Linked DNA regions of Homo sapiens: region 1 is linked to region 2. The links are chromatin loops, found by intact Hi-C in ENCODE. Cell type or tissue: IMR-90. All regions are shown on one strand. Each heading gives the region's core, and the rest is flanking DNA. Links, peaks and the distances in the headings are about the cores only. Region 1 overlaps MIR3681HG (MIR3681 host gene). Region 2 overlaps MIR3681HG (MIR3681 host gene).

Region 1 (6,672 bases), core at 2,347-4,846, 380 kb after region 2:
TCTCTCAATAAACTGTTTTTACTTTTTTCTTTATCAAAACAATGTAACATATTGAATCTATCATATTTCTTGTGGAGTTTGGCCCTATAGCATATGGCATTAAAATTAAGATAAAAAATTAGTCTGTTTTAGAATACAGGGACGAGGAGAGAATTTAACTTCCCAGTACCCCTGAGGGGTTCTTGGCCTCTGTATGCATTATAAGGTTTGCATTATAATATATTTATATTTGATTTTAGCTAAACTTTTTTGGAATAGAGTTAATAATTTTGAATAACTTTCTGCCTGTGAATGCTAATTCAATTTCTAAACAAGAAAATCATTTTAATTCAACTATTTCAATGGCAAATACATCTGAATGCTTTCTGGATGATTTCTGAAAAATCTGTAAATTAGTTGGTGACTATTTCATTGATTTGAGTACTTTTCCACTAGGATCTTCAACTCACAAGCTCAGTCTAGAAGGCCATCCCCTCCAACTCTATCTCATGCCTTGATTTAAACCCCTCTGATGCCAGGACAGGCACTGCCTCCTGGGGCCTCCAGTTCATAAATATTGACAGGGTATACCTTAGATTGAGCCATTCTTTATCTATCTCTAGGTTATTGGCCCACATTTGGGGTTAATGCTTAGCATCATGAAGAATGTGCTTTTCTCTGGACTGTGTGAGCACCCTTAGAGGTCTATCTCGGTCTGCTACAATTGGGTTTGGCATATGGAGAATTATCACCCTGATAGGAGATGATTTTGAATTCTTTTTACATTCCAATTTTTTCCCCTAAATGTGTTCCAATTAGTCTGTGTTGTTGGGCACCGCAATTACTGTTTATTTTTATTCTATGTTTTTCCAAGTTAACTAATTATAAATTCATAGTGTCTCTGGGCTAGGTTGATAGTGGGAAAAATGTATTGCAGAATCTCTCAATTGTGGCTGCTTGAGCTCCAACCACACACAAAAAGAGAGTCTATCAATTGTATGGGAGAAAAGATTTAGGCTCAAAAAAGAAAGGTCACTTTTTCAAGACCACCCCGCATGTTAGGAGCTGTGCCCCTGACAGAACATGGGCATTTGCCTCCTCTGTCCCATGCTCTTCCAGCCATGTCTTCCCCACTACCCCTGCCAGGGCCTCAGTGAAGCTTTCTCCATCATGCTTCAAAAATCAGTGTCTGTCTGTGTACTAGGTCATCTGTTCATTCGCATTTTTATTCACATGTATATCCAATACTTAATGGGCACTGGATGCTGAATGGGCATGTTTACCTGCTATCTGACTTAGCCCTGACAACAGTACTACCAATTCAGCATTTCAGCTCCACTTTACTAATGAGGAAACTGGAGAATGGGGAGAAAAAAATGGCATTTCTCAAATCACACAGTTCGTAAATGGTAAACCTATAATTCAAACTCAGGTCTGCTTTCTGCTCGAAAGGGTGCCGTTCAATGCCAGATATCATGGCTCCACTTCTCAAAGGAAGCACAACTTCTAAACAGGTGGGCCCCTCTTTTGCTCTTCTCCTGCATGTACACTGGGTAGATTCAAAGGTGTCCCTCATTTTTTCCATCTTCCATGAGGGATGTCCTAATCACCCCCTTTCCACAGGATCATTCTCTCTTCCATCCTGGCCTGCAGGGAGCAATTTGCACACCCTCCCCAGTGACTTCCCCATCCTCCAGCCCCATCCTGGTGAGGCCCTGGAGTTCTCACATTCCTTCCCACTGGGCCTCACATGCTCCCCTTCCTGCAGCTCTTTCCAGGCACCCCCGCCCTCACAGATGTTTACATGTTCAGGCTCCTTTCTGCCACAGGGTAGCCTTGGCCTCTTTCAGGAGATTGCTCCATATAATTGTTTCTAGCGCACAGCTGGGGACAGGCCCAGCCTTTCTCCCAACCTTCCCCCTCGCCCCCCGACGGCTTCTGAGAGCTGGATGTACCAAGAAGCCCACTGGCTGGCTCAGACCCACCCTCATGACTGAGCCAGTCCTGACCCAGTTCGAAAATATATCAGGCCCATGATAGCACTCAATTCTAACTTTCCATGTGATTTAGACAAATCACCAGACTTCTCTGTGTGCTTCCTTATACTTCAAGTACCAATTCCAATACTTGCTTTATAGCAGAGGGAGGCAGTGAGCATCAAAATAGGTTTTAAAAACAACAGTGATAACAACAGCAGCAAAACATTAGGCACAGGCACATTGTTTTTACTGATGAACTATGGGCTGCCTGTCACACATTGGCAATGGGGAGCTGAATGCTAACCAACCATCCCTGCCCCCAAGGAGTTCATAGCCTCAGGAAAAAAGAATAACAAAAACCAGCCACGTGAACAATGAGCTCTGCAAAAAGTCTATATGTTTATAATACTTGCAACTAAAAGTCATTTCATTCCACAGCCTCTTTTGAATTTATTTTTATAACAACCCTGCTGGGTACATGCTATGAATATTCCTCTTCCAACAGAGGAAACTAAGTCCTAGCAAAATGGAATCATGAATAAGAGCAGAGTCAGGATTTGAACGGAGGGGATTTTGCTGTTGCTTTTTGTTTGTTTTTGTTTTGTTTTGTTCCTAAAGCCTTTCATTGCTTTTGATCACTTTTCAGCCCAGAGTCACAGATGGCTGTGCTTTTCCATCCGGGCCACTTAATCTGATGGTAATGCACCATTTCTAAGAAGAGTTCTCTACTATTTCCCATGATATTTCCTTCCAAGTTGTTGACACCATTCTGCAGATTTTGATGCTGGTGGTAAATTCTCTAATGAAGACTATTTGCTTCATTGATGTCAAATTACTGCCTTACTGCTCTTATTTTTTGCCTTTTTGTGCACACAAATAGATTTTTGTTTTAATATGGAATCATAAAATCATCTCTTCAAATATATTTTAAACGCAGTTAAACTCAGTATGTGTAATACTAATCATATAACCTAATGAACTAAAGTGGTGATAATGTGTACAACTCTGAGCCCACATGTGACCCCAGTAGCAACTACATCGCAATTGCCACCACCTGGCTAGCAGCAATTTTAAGATGCATTCTGATACAAAAGATGCTAAAATCTGAAAAGTACATGATTTAGAATACACAAAACACAGTATAGTTTTTTCTTTTCCTTTTAGTAAGAACTCTGGATTTTTTTTTTTGGCTAGCCTGTAAGATCCTTTGAAAAACTGGGTCTCACATATGCATACTTGGCATCTAGGATGCAAAAGAAAAATACGGGAAGCGGGAAGCTACAGTGTGCCAGAAATAGGTTATCCATTGCCACATGTGTTGTTTAGTTGGCTTATTACAATAGCCCAAGGGTAGCCTGCACTTTCCCCACTTTACAGAGTGTTTTTTAAAAGTATACTGGGTACACCTTACATAGCTTAAGACACATAAGAGGCATTCAATAAATGTGTGCTGGTGAAATGAAAGAATATGTAGAGATTAAATAACTTGGTCATGTTCAGGCAGTTAGTTGACATTGAATCAGAAAATTGACTCTTGACTGGTCTGACTCAAAGGCCCATTCTTTGGCAATTGCTAGTCTGGCTCCAAGCGGGTGACTACGAGGTCTGGCAACTAATGGGAGACAAAAATATTTACTGTGTCAGTTAGAAGGAAGAAGGAAGGAAGGAAGAAAGAGAAGAAGAAAGGAAAAAGGAAGGAGAAGAAGGAGGAAGGAGGAAAGGGAGGAAGAAAGGAAGGAGGAGAGGGAGGGAAGGACAGAAGGAAGATCGAAGGAAGAGGTGAAAAAAAGAAAAAAGAAAGGATGAGAGAAAGATAATAAGAAGCAAGAAAAAACAGAAGTAAAAACTGAGAAAAGGGAAGGGAAAAGGGAACGAAAAGACAGGCAAAATGGAAAAAGAGGAAAATGAAAGAAAAGGAAGAAAGCAGGGAAGAAAGCTGTCAGTAATGGCTAAACATTAAGAAACTGGATTAGAAAGATAGTGTTTTTGCAAAGCCAATGTTGGCTTTCCTCCAGATTTCACTAGTTTTACAGTTATTCTAGAAAGTTCTCTAAACATCAAATTTTGAAGGAAGGAACCAACACTGCAACTGCTACTTGTTTTCAGGTTCTTGACCAACAGAGGCTTAATGAGTAATGTATTTGCTCAAAGTGAACTGAGGAAAGCAGTACTTAAGAACGCCTCTCACTGGTCAGCTAAGTGAGACAGTAAACCACCCAGGACGTTATATATCCTGTGCATATGTTTAAACCGGTGACTTGGGAAGAAACTGAAAGTTACTTTGTATAGTGAAACTTCCAGGCATAGTTTACTCAGTCTACTCAATACTGAGATCTAAGCCTAACTCCACAGCACCCGTGGGAGTGCTCTTTAAAGAGGAAGATGAGCTTTGAGCACTTTTTTTTTTTTTTTTTTTTTTTGAGACAGAGTCTCGCTTTCGCCCAGGCTGGAGTGCTGTGGCACTATCTCGGCTCACTGCAAGCTCCGCCTCCCAGGTTCATGCCATTCTCCTGCATCAGCCTCCCGAGTAGCTGGGACTACAGGCACCCGCCACCATGCCTGGCTAATTTTTTTTTTTTTTTTTTTGTATTTTTTACTAGAGACGGGGTTTCACCATGTTAGCCAGGATGGTCTCGATCTCCTGACTTTGTGATCCGCCCCCCTCAGCCTCCCAAAGTGCTGGGATTACAGGGGTGAGCCACTGCACCCGGCCAACTTTGGGCATTTTAACCACAGTTCAGCATAATGAGAGAGATGGTGGCTGTTATCATAGGCAGAGATTTTCTTTCTCCTTCATTTCCATTACTCAATTAATTCTTGCTTTTGTTCTGTGTTTGTTAAAGTTGCCATTAAGGTCAGAAAAATTCTTTATATAGAAAACAAAACAACAACAAACACCAGTGTGGTACTGGAGGAGTACTGGAATAGGAGCCAGGAGGTCTTGGTTCTAATCTTGCCTTTGCTACAGGTTTGCCACCTGACCTTGGACAAACTGCTTTATCCCTCTGGGTCTCCTCACAATCAAAATCCATGAATATTTAAGCTGTGACACATTTGGAGACGCACTGCTGAACACATAATATTATTATGCAGCCCAGTGTCTCAGAGTTGCCATCCATAGTCAAGGAGAGCTTTCTATACTTTCAGAAATAGCATCTCGTTTTTAGATAAGAAGTTTTAATTGAACTATAAAGGAGTAATATGCATTTCTTTTCTTTCTCCATTTTTCCTTTTTTCTGAGGCAGGGTCTCGCTCTGTCACCCAGGCTGGAGTGCAGTGACAGGATCACAACTTACTGCAGCCTCGATTTCCTAGGCTCAAGTGATCCTGCAACCTCAGACTCCCAAGTGGCTGGGACTACAGGTGCGCACCACCACTCCCAGCATTTTTTTTTTTTTTGGTAGAGATAGGGTCTCACTATTTTGCCAGGCTGGTCTAGACCACCTAGGCTCAATCAGGTATCCTGCCTTGACCTCCCAAAGTACTGGGATTACAGGTATGAGCCAGGGTGCCCAGTAGTAACACCCATTTCTGATAGAAACTTTGGAAAATATGGACAAAAGCAGGAGAGAAGGAAAAGGTAATCCTGTCATGCAGAGGTAACCATGATTGTTTTGATGTACTTTTGATAGTATTTTAAATATATACATTTATAAGCATATTGGGGAACATATTATATTGAGATTTTTAAAGTTTTTAAAAATTATTTATTACTGTAAACAATCTCCTATGCAATTAGTCTTCAAAAAATGATTTTTAGTGACTGACCACATAGGACTCCATCAAATGGATTAAGTGTAATTAATTTGAACATTTTTCTATTCTTGGTCTTTTCAGTTATTTGGGTTACTTTTGCTATTATAAAAATGCTGTGGTGACTACATATTTGGAAATATGAACGTATTCATGCCTTTTCAAATAACAAATTGGAAGGATAAGAATTACTGGGTTAAAAAACTAGGCCAATTTTAAATTGTCCTGCAGAAAAGTTGCAGCAATTTATCTCACCAGAATGTTCTGAGGATGTTATTGTACACCTGCTTACCAATGTCAAGGAACATGTAACAACAGCAATAAGAAAAACACAACACATTCTCTAACCTACTGAGAGCAGATTTTATTTTACTGATGTGTTTATATTCATTTCACTGATTATTCGTAAAGTTAACGTTTTTATTTCACATTTGCTTGCCACTTGCAAGACTTCTTTTGTAAAGTGCCTTTTGTATTCTTTGAACACTTTTCTATTAAGGGGGAGTGGATGTTCAGGCTTTTCCTATAGCTTTAAAGCCCTTACATGATGAGGATGTAAAACATCGCTATGCTTGTGGTAGATTTTTTTTTGCCATATTTTATTTTATTATTGTTTAAGGTGTTCTGTTTATAATATCTAAGGAAATATATTTTTAGGACAGAAGTCAAATTCCCTGAAGGCATGGAAATATAGCACTTCCCACCAGAAATACATTCTTTTGGTATTAGCACAGAGCTTTTAAAACAATAAACATGAGATTCACATCAGAATTGTCTCTCTCATTTTTTTTTAAGTGAGGTGCAATTCTCGGCCCATAACAATAGCAAAGTCTATAATTTTCATCTTTTAAGTCTATAGCTTTTTAAAAAATAATGCAAAGTATCTAAAGAAGAATGCAAAAATCACTTTAAAAGTTATGTTTTCCATCTCTTCTCTCCATGAAGCAGAAATCACTGTGAA
Region 2 (6,672 bases), core at 1,531-4,030:
TGCAGGTCAAGATAAGGGAAAATTAAAACAGATGCTGGATGTGATAGTTTACTTTATCTGTCAACTTGGTAGGCCATGGTACCCAGATATTTGGTCAAATACTAGTCTAGATGTTGCTGTGAAGGTGTTTTTAGTTGATATCAATATCTAAATCAGTAGACTGATCTAAAAGAAGCAGATGATCCTTCCTAATGTGGGGTGGCCTCATCCAATCAGTTGAAGGCCTTAGGAGGAAAAAGACTGATGTCCCCCAAGGAAGACAGAATGCTGTCAGCAGAGAGCTTTGGACTCAGACTTGATCATCAGCTGTTTCCTGTGTCTCTAGCCTGCTGGCCACCTGCAGATTTTGGACTTGTTTGTCTCAGTAATTACACCAGCCAATTCTTTAAAATAAACTCTCAATCTGTATGTATATCTCCATCCATCTATCCATCCACATATCTATGTATGTATGTAAGTGTATCTATCTATCATCTATCTAATCTATCCATTCACCTATTATCTATTATCTATCCATCCATCTATTTACCTATTTGCTATCATCATTTATCTATCATGTTTCTATCTATTCTCTCTCTCTCTCTCTCTCTGTCTCTGTCTCTCTCCAGTTTTGTTTCTTTGGAAAGCCCTGAGTGATACCCTGGAAAAGAGGGGTGGTGAGTATCATTTACAGCCAGGAGACAAATGGGAGCTGTGGGGATTGTATTTTGTACCATAAATCCCCTCATTTAGGTTTTTCCAGGGAACAAGACAAATCAGTACCCTGGAGAAGCTGTTCCCTGAAGGGGCAAACTTACCAGAGGAAGCAGGTGGACCTGAATGCCACAAGGGGTGGATTAGGAAAGATTGTGCTGTTCAGCCTGAATCCCTTCTCCAAGGCCAACATGCCAAGTGCCTAGCTGCTGAAAATACCAACCACTGCCGCTGGTTCACAGCCCGCCTCACTAGGAGTTGCCCTTGGCTGTAGGGAGGGAATGGCCTTAATCAAGGTTTCATCCCCTTTAGAGGGTAGCTCCTGTCATGGCCAACTGATGCAGAGATACAAAGCTGTAGGCTCTGTGCCTCAAGCTGGGATCTGGAGAAGGGCAGTCGTGGCTCCAGAGCCCCCTAGAGGGCCAGTGAGGGCTCAGCGAGGACTCAGTGGCAGCTGCATTGTTGCTTGGTTTCCCCCTCTTCCCAGACCTGCTTCTTCATTTCCTTTGAGGTGTACCTTCAAGAAGCATTGCTCTGTAGTGTGACTCTCTGCCTCAAAGTCTGATTCCAGGGATCTTGATCTGGGACAGATGGTTGTTAGCATGTTACTTGGCACCAGCAGGTACTCAAGGAATGTTAGTTTTCTTCTGTTATGGCCTTAACCTACTCTTAGAGACTGTATCAGGAAAGAATTTCTAATGGCTTTCACCTTTTTTTTTTTTTTTTTTTTGAGACAGAGTCTCGCTCTGTGGCCAGGCTGAGTGCAGTGGTGTGATCTCGGCTCACTGCAACCTCCGCCTCTCAGGCTCAAGTGATTCTTCTGCCTCAGACTCCCGAGTAGCTGGGACTACAGGCACACGCCACCACACCTGGCTAATTTTTGTATTTTTAGTAGAGATGGGGTTTCACCATGTTGACCAGGATGGTCTCGATCTCCTGACCTTGTGATCCACCTGCCTCAGCCTCCCAAAATGCTGGGATTACAGGCCTGAGAAACCGTGCCCGGCCAGCTTTCACCTTTTATTTGTAGTGTCTATTTGGTAGCAATGGTCCCTGTCATTCAGTTTCAAAGGGAGTTGACTTCCTAACTTAAATTCATCTTTTCCTGCTTGAAGTGAACCCTTATTTCTCCCATCCTGCACTCTCCTTTTTTACACCCATGCACACACACACACACACCTCTTACATCGACTACAGCAATCAACCAACAAACATCAACTGTAGAAGAAGAGTATAATTGTTTCAATTTGTGTTTCTGAATAAAGTGGTTTCTAGATAAAGTTTGCATTTGACATAAGATTGTCCTTAGAATTTTTTTCTCTCAAACTAATTTAGAGGAGTGGAAAGAGATGGGATGAGAGTTACACTTAAGTTGCAAATACCTTTTCTGTAGTGCTGGGACAAAAATAAATCCATGAAGTTCATGGGTTAATAAAACATCTTGGCAGGGCATGGAGGCTCACACCTATAATCCTAGTACTTTGGGAGGCTGAGGTGGGCGATCATGTGGAGTCAGGAGTTCGAGATCAGCCTGGCCAACATATAGTGAAACCCTGTCTCTATTAAAAAAATACAAAAATTAGCTGGGCGTGGTGACACATGCCTGTAGTCTCAGCTACTAGGGAGGCTGAGGCAGGAGAATTGCTTGAACCCAGGAGGTGGAAGTTGCAGTGACCCGAGATTGCACCACTGCACTGCAGCCTGGGTGACAGAGCAAGACTCTGCCTCTCAAAAAAAAAAAAAAAAATCTTGCAACTGATTTTAATTCACTCTTGATTCTAAATTTCATCTCTCCTTTTTTTTTTTCTGTCTGCTTACTCAAAGGGATGTTTTGCAAATTGTAGAACCTTCAGATTGACATCAGTAAACAAACAACAACAGTTTATGCTACTTTGATATTTCGAAATACAAATTAAATGCTCTGTTTATCTGTCAGCATTGAATCCAGTCATACTAATTATCCTCTGGGAATTCGATAGTTTTAAAACCCTTTTACCGTCAGAATCCAGAGATAAAGGTGGGGATAAAAGGAGAGAAGGCAACTTGCTTAGTATCTTTTGCTACCAAACACCTCCAGTGACAGCACCATTTACTCTTTACCTCAGCATTGACAGAGGCAGAGTTGGTCTCCTGGAAATGAATTTTGCTGCAGTTGCTGCTATTACTATTGTTACCGTGGGGTCGCTCCTGTTCCTGTAAATGCTGAAAGCTACTCTGGATTCGTAGCCCAAAGCGAACTTCCTTCTACACACACTCACTCTGGTTCCACCACAGCTGTGCTGGTGCAGATGTGAATCATCTTTGCAAACAAACTGAAGATTATTTCAAGAGTTAGTCTAATGAGTAGTGAATGTGGGCTGATTACTGTATTTGCAAAGAAACTTATTTTTTCCAACATCGTGCTAAAGAACAGACTGGTACTTCCCATAGGCTTATAAAAGTAAGTAATCAACGTGTTTGTGTAAATATTTAATGATGTCCACATTCACATTCATGAATCAATGGGCGATCATAATTGCTTTTGTGGGATGTGATAGACACAAACTTAAACAAGAACCCACCATATCTTAGCAAGCTTTCTTATGGAATGTAGAAAAAAATATGGTGATTAGAGAAACATTTCTACCATGTGAAAAAATCTTGCATAAATAATTTATACTTCGCTGGGCTTGGTGGCTCATGCCTGTAATCCCAGCACTTTGGGAGGCCAAGGTGGGCGGATCACTTGAGGTCAGGAGTTCAAGACCAGCCTGGCCAACATGGCAAAACCGCATCTCTACTAAAAATATCAAAATTAGCAGGGCATGGTGGTGTACACCTGTAACACTAGCACTAAGGAGGCTGAGGCAGGAGAATCACTTGAACTGGGAAGGTGGAGGTTGCAGTGAGCTGAGACTGCACCACTGCCCTCCAGCCTGGGCAACAGAGTGAGACTCTGTCTCAAAAAAGAATTTATATTTGGATACATTAAATTATATATTTATCTTTATTTGTAACATTTTCTTTGTGATTTAGTTTCATAAATCTAAGTTAGATCAACTTGACTTGCTGATTCTTCACCAGGTGCTGAATTTATTTGCTCACAACTTCACACTCATAGAACAGGCACTTCTTGATCCTTGGCTGTGTAATATGGTTCAAAGTTTAGAGTCACAGAGAGACCTGGCTTTGACTTCCAACAGTCCTGAGTTCAAATCAATTTCTCTGCTTGTTAGTTGTTTGACTTTGGACACATCAACTAAGTCTTTGTGCTTCACTTTCTTCACTTATAATATGGGGGTTATAGTCACCTAGCAGAGCTGCTGTGAGGATTAAATGATGCAGCAATTTCCGGTATATAGTAAGTTCTCAATAAGTGGTTGTTTCTTCCCGTTTCCTTTAGTGTACCTGGAAGCTTTTGTAATCCAGATGTGAAAGAGAACCATAACATTCCCTGAGAAACTTCTGGTTTATAGTAGTTTGGGAAAGCCAAACTTTATGTGAATAAGAGAGAGAGGAGGGGATACTGTGATATTTTTGGCCGGTGATTTCTAACATGTTGGCCAATTAATACTCCTTCAACCTGACATACTTTTTCTTGCCTTTAAATAGTCCATGTCCTACCACCTCCTCCACCAAGCTTTTCTTTTATGACTCAGACAGCCAACATTGCATAAAACTCATGCCCCTCCAAACTTCCATGCATCACTCTCCAAACATCACCATCTCCTATTACAGCTGTTTTCAGTCTTGGCTTATGGTCTTTACTGAAATTATGCTTCATGAGAACAGAGCTACTTCTGCTTCATCATTGCACCCAGAGGACCTGACGAGGGACCAAACATGGCAATTGTGTGGGGCAGAGGGAAGTGTGGGTTTGGAGTTAGAAGACTTGAGTTGTGATTCCAGTTTTATTGGTTGCTGTGTGATGTCAGGCAAGTCCTATACACTTTCTCAAACTATGTTTCTTCATCTATAAAATGGTTATAATAATCCTACTGGTTATAATTTTTTGTAAACTTCCTCAAATCCTATTCCAAAGGAGGTACAATAGAAATAAAATGAATGAAATGGTTCCTACTGTATCTTCATTATGACACTATTGGACACTATAGGAGATTATGGTTGTGGAAATATATTTGATAAGAAATGCAGTACACATGCTATTTAGGGTTATTAGGAACTCATTAAATATTTCCTGAATCAATGTGTAATGGAAATAAGATTTCTTTTACCTGCTGGGTGCGGTGGCTCACTCCTGTAATCCCAGCACTTTGGGAGGTCGAGGCAGGAGGATCACAAGGTCAAGAGGTCGAGACCATCCTGGCCAACATGGGGAAACCCTGTCTCTACTAAAAATACAAAAATTAGCTGGTTATGGTGGCATGTGCCTGTAATCTCAGCTACTTGGGAGGCTGAGGCAGGAGAATCACTTGAACCCAGAAGGTGGAGGTTGCAGTGAGCCGGGATTGTGCCACTGCACTTCAGCCTGGCGATACAGCGAGACTCTGTTTAAAAAAAAAATAAAATGGATCTTTTTTACCTTTTTATTTTATCAGCCTAAAAAGGAGGGTGATGGATTGACAACACACTTGGAGGGAGAGGAGAGTGACTCTTGGTAGAAGAAGACAGCTGTCAAGGGAAGGTAGCAGTGTCTGACACATGGTGTGTGTTGAGGAAGTATGTATTGAATATGCTGAATGAGTAAACAGCATAGTGATTGGGAAAGTATCCTGCAACACCAACCAATGTTGAGACAGAAAAGGCAGCCAATGCAAATCATTGATGAGGCACTGATGAGGGACTCCTTCCCGACTCTGACATTCCCTATCCTCCTGCATTATTTCTCTAGAGTATACTTTGCATCTACTTATGTGTTCATGTCTTTGTTTATTTATCTGATTAGTTAGTTTGATGTCCATCTCCCTTACTAGGTGATAAGCCCTAGGAGGGCAGTAATTTTTGTCTATTTTGTTCACTCCTGAGTCCACCAGGTGCTCCAAAAATACTTTTAGAATAAATGATTGACTGATTCTTTTGTATTCCTTAGGTAAGGAAGATTTTCAAGAACCTCTTGGGGAACTGTGCAGTTATAGTATATTTCAAATGTCCATCTGCTCATTAAGATGGAAGAATAAATAATCATTGAGAAAGAGACTTACAACCAGATAAAACCTTTTGTTGGAACAAACTTGTGAATTTAGGCTGATAATATTAAAAAGTCCAGAACATAAAACGTTTGGGGCTGTACATTAAACACTCTACACTAAAGTCATATGCAGGTTGACATAAGGTCACAGACAAGAGCAGGGATGTCTTGCAGGTTGTCTATGGAGAGATGGGGAGACCAAGAACCGAGGTGTGAGTCCTGATTCCATCCCTCACTAGTTATGTGCTCTTAGCCAATTTTTAAGTTTCTGAGCCTCAGTTTTCTTATCTGAAAAGGAAGTATAATATCTCCTTTATGGGATTGTGTTAGTCTGTTCTCATGCGGCTAATAAAGACATACCCAAGACCGGGTAATTGATAAAGAAAAGAGGTTTAATTGACTCACAGTTCCACATGGCTGGGGAAGCCTCACAATCATAGCAGAAGGCAAAGGAGGAGCAAAGTCATGTCTTACATGGTGGCAGGCAAGAGAAAGAACATGTGCAGGGTAACTCCCCGTTATAAAACCATCAGATCTCATGAGACTTGTTCACTATCACGAGAACAGCATGGGAAAGACCCACCCTCATGATTCAATTACCTCCCACTTGGTCCCTCCCATGACACACGGGAATTATGAGAGCTACAATTTGAGATTTGGGTGGGGACACAGCCAAACATTATCAAGGAATTTTCATAGTTAAGTAATATTATTTATATTTGTACCTATATGTATCACAGCACATCCTTAAAATATAATAAAGTTATTGTTGTTATTTTATAAAGCAAAGCTTTATAAACATATATCATTATAAAGTCAAATGATATATGTTGAGTCAAAAAACTTGGCTC

Evidence for each region. Hi-C counts contacts between places; a loop is a spot of excess contacts. Peaks named below come from ENCODE experiments on the same cell type or tissue, not always from the same donor. Only the 100,000 strongest peaks of a DNase experiment are listed, where the experiment ranks them.
Region 1: it touches region 2 in a loop (2.0-fold over the local background); 1 of 110 quality-filtered maps calls a loop at or near these places.

Annotation. Positions count from the first base shown.
Region 1 is chr2:12,426,754-12,433,425 of GRCh38, forward strand. The region is part of intron 4 of MIR3681HG (MIR3681 host gene); the gene reads left to right. Among named protein-coding and RNA genes, the nearest start is that of MIR3681, 230 kb to the left of the region's middle. In IMR-90, for the core only: no CTCF peak of the experiment used is centred there; DNase peaks (open chromatin) are centred at 3,518 and 4,168; H3K27ac peaks cover 922 bases.
Region 2 is chr2:12,047,644-12,054,315 of GRCh38, forward strand. All of the region lies in intron 2 of MIR3681HG (MIR3681 host gene), which reads left to right. Among named protein-coding and RNA genes, the nearest start is that of MIR3681HG, 44 kb to the left of the region's middle. In IMR-90, for the core only: a CTCF peak has its summit at 2,874; a DNase peak (open chromatin) is centred at 2,958; H3K27ac peaks cover 497 bases.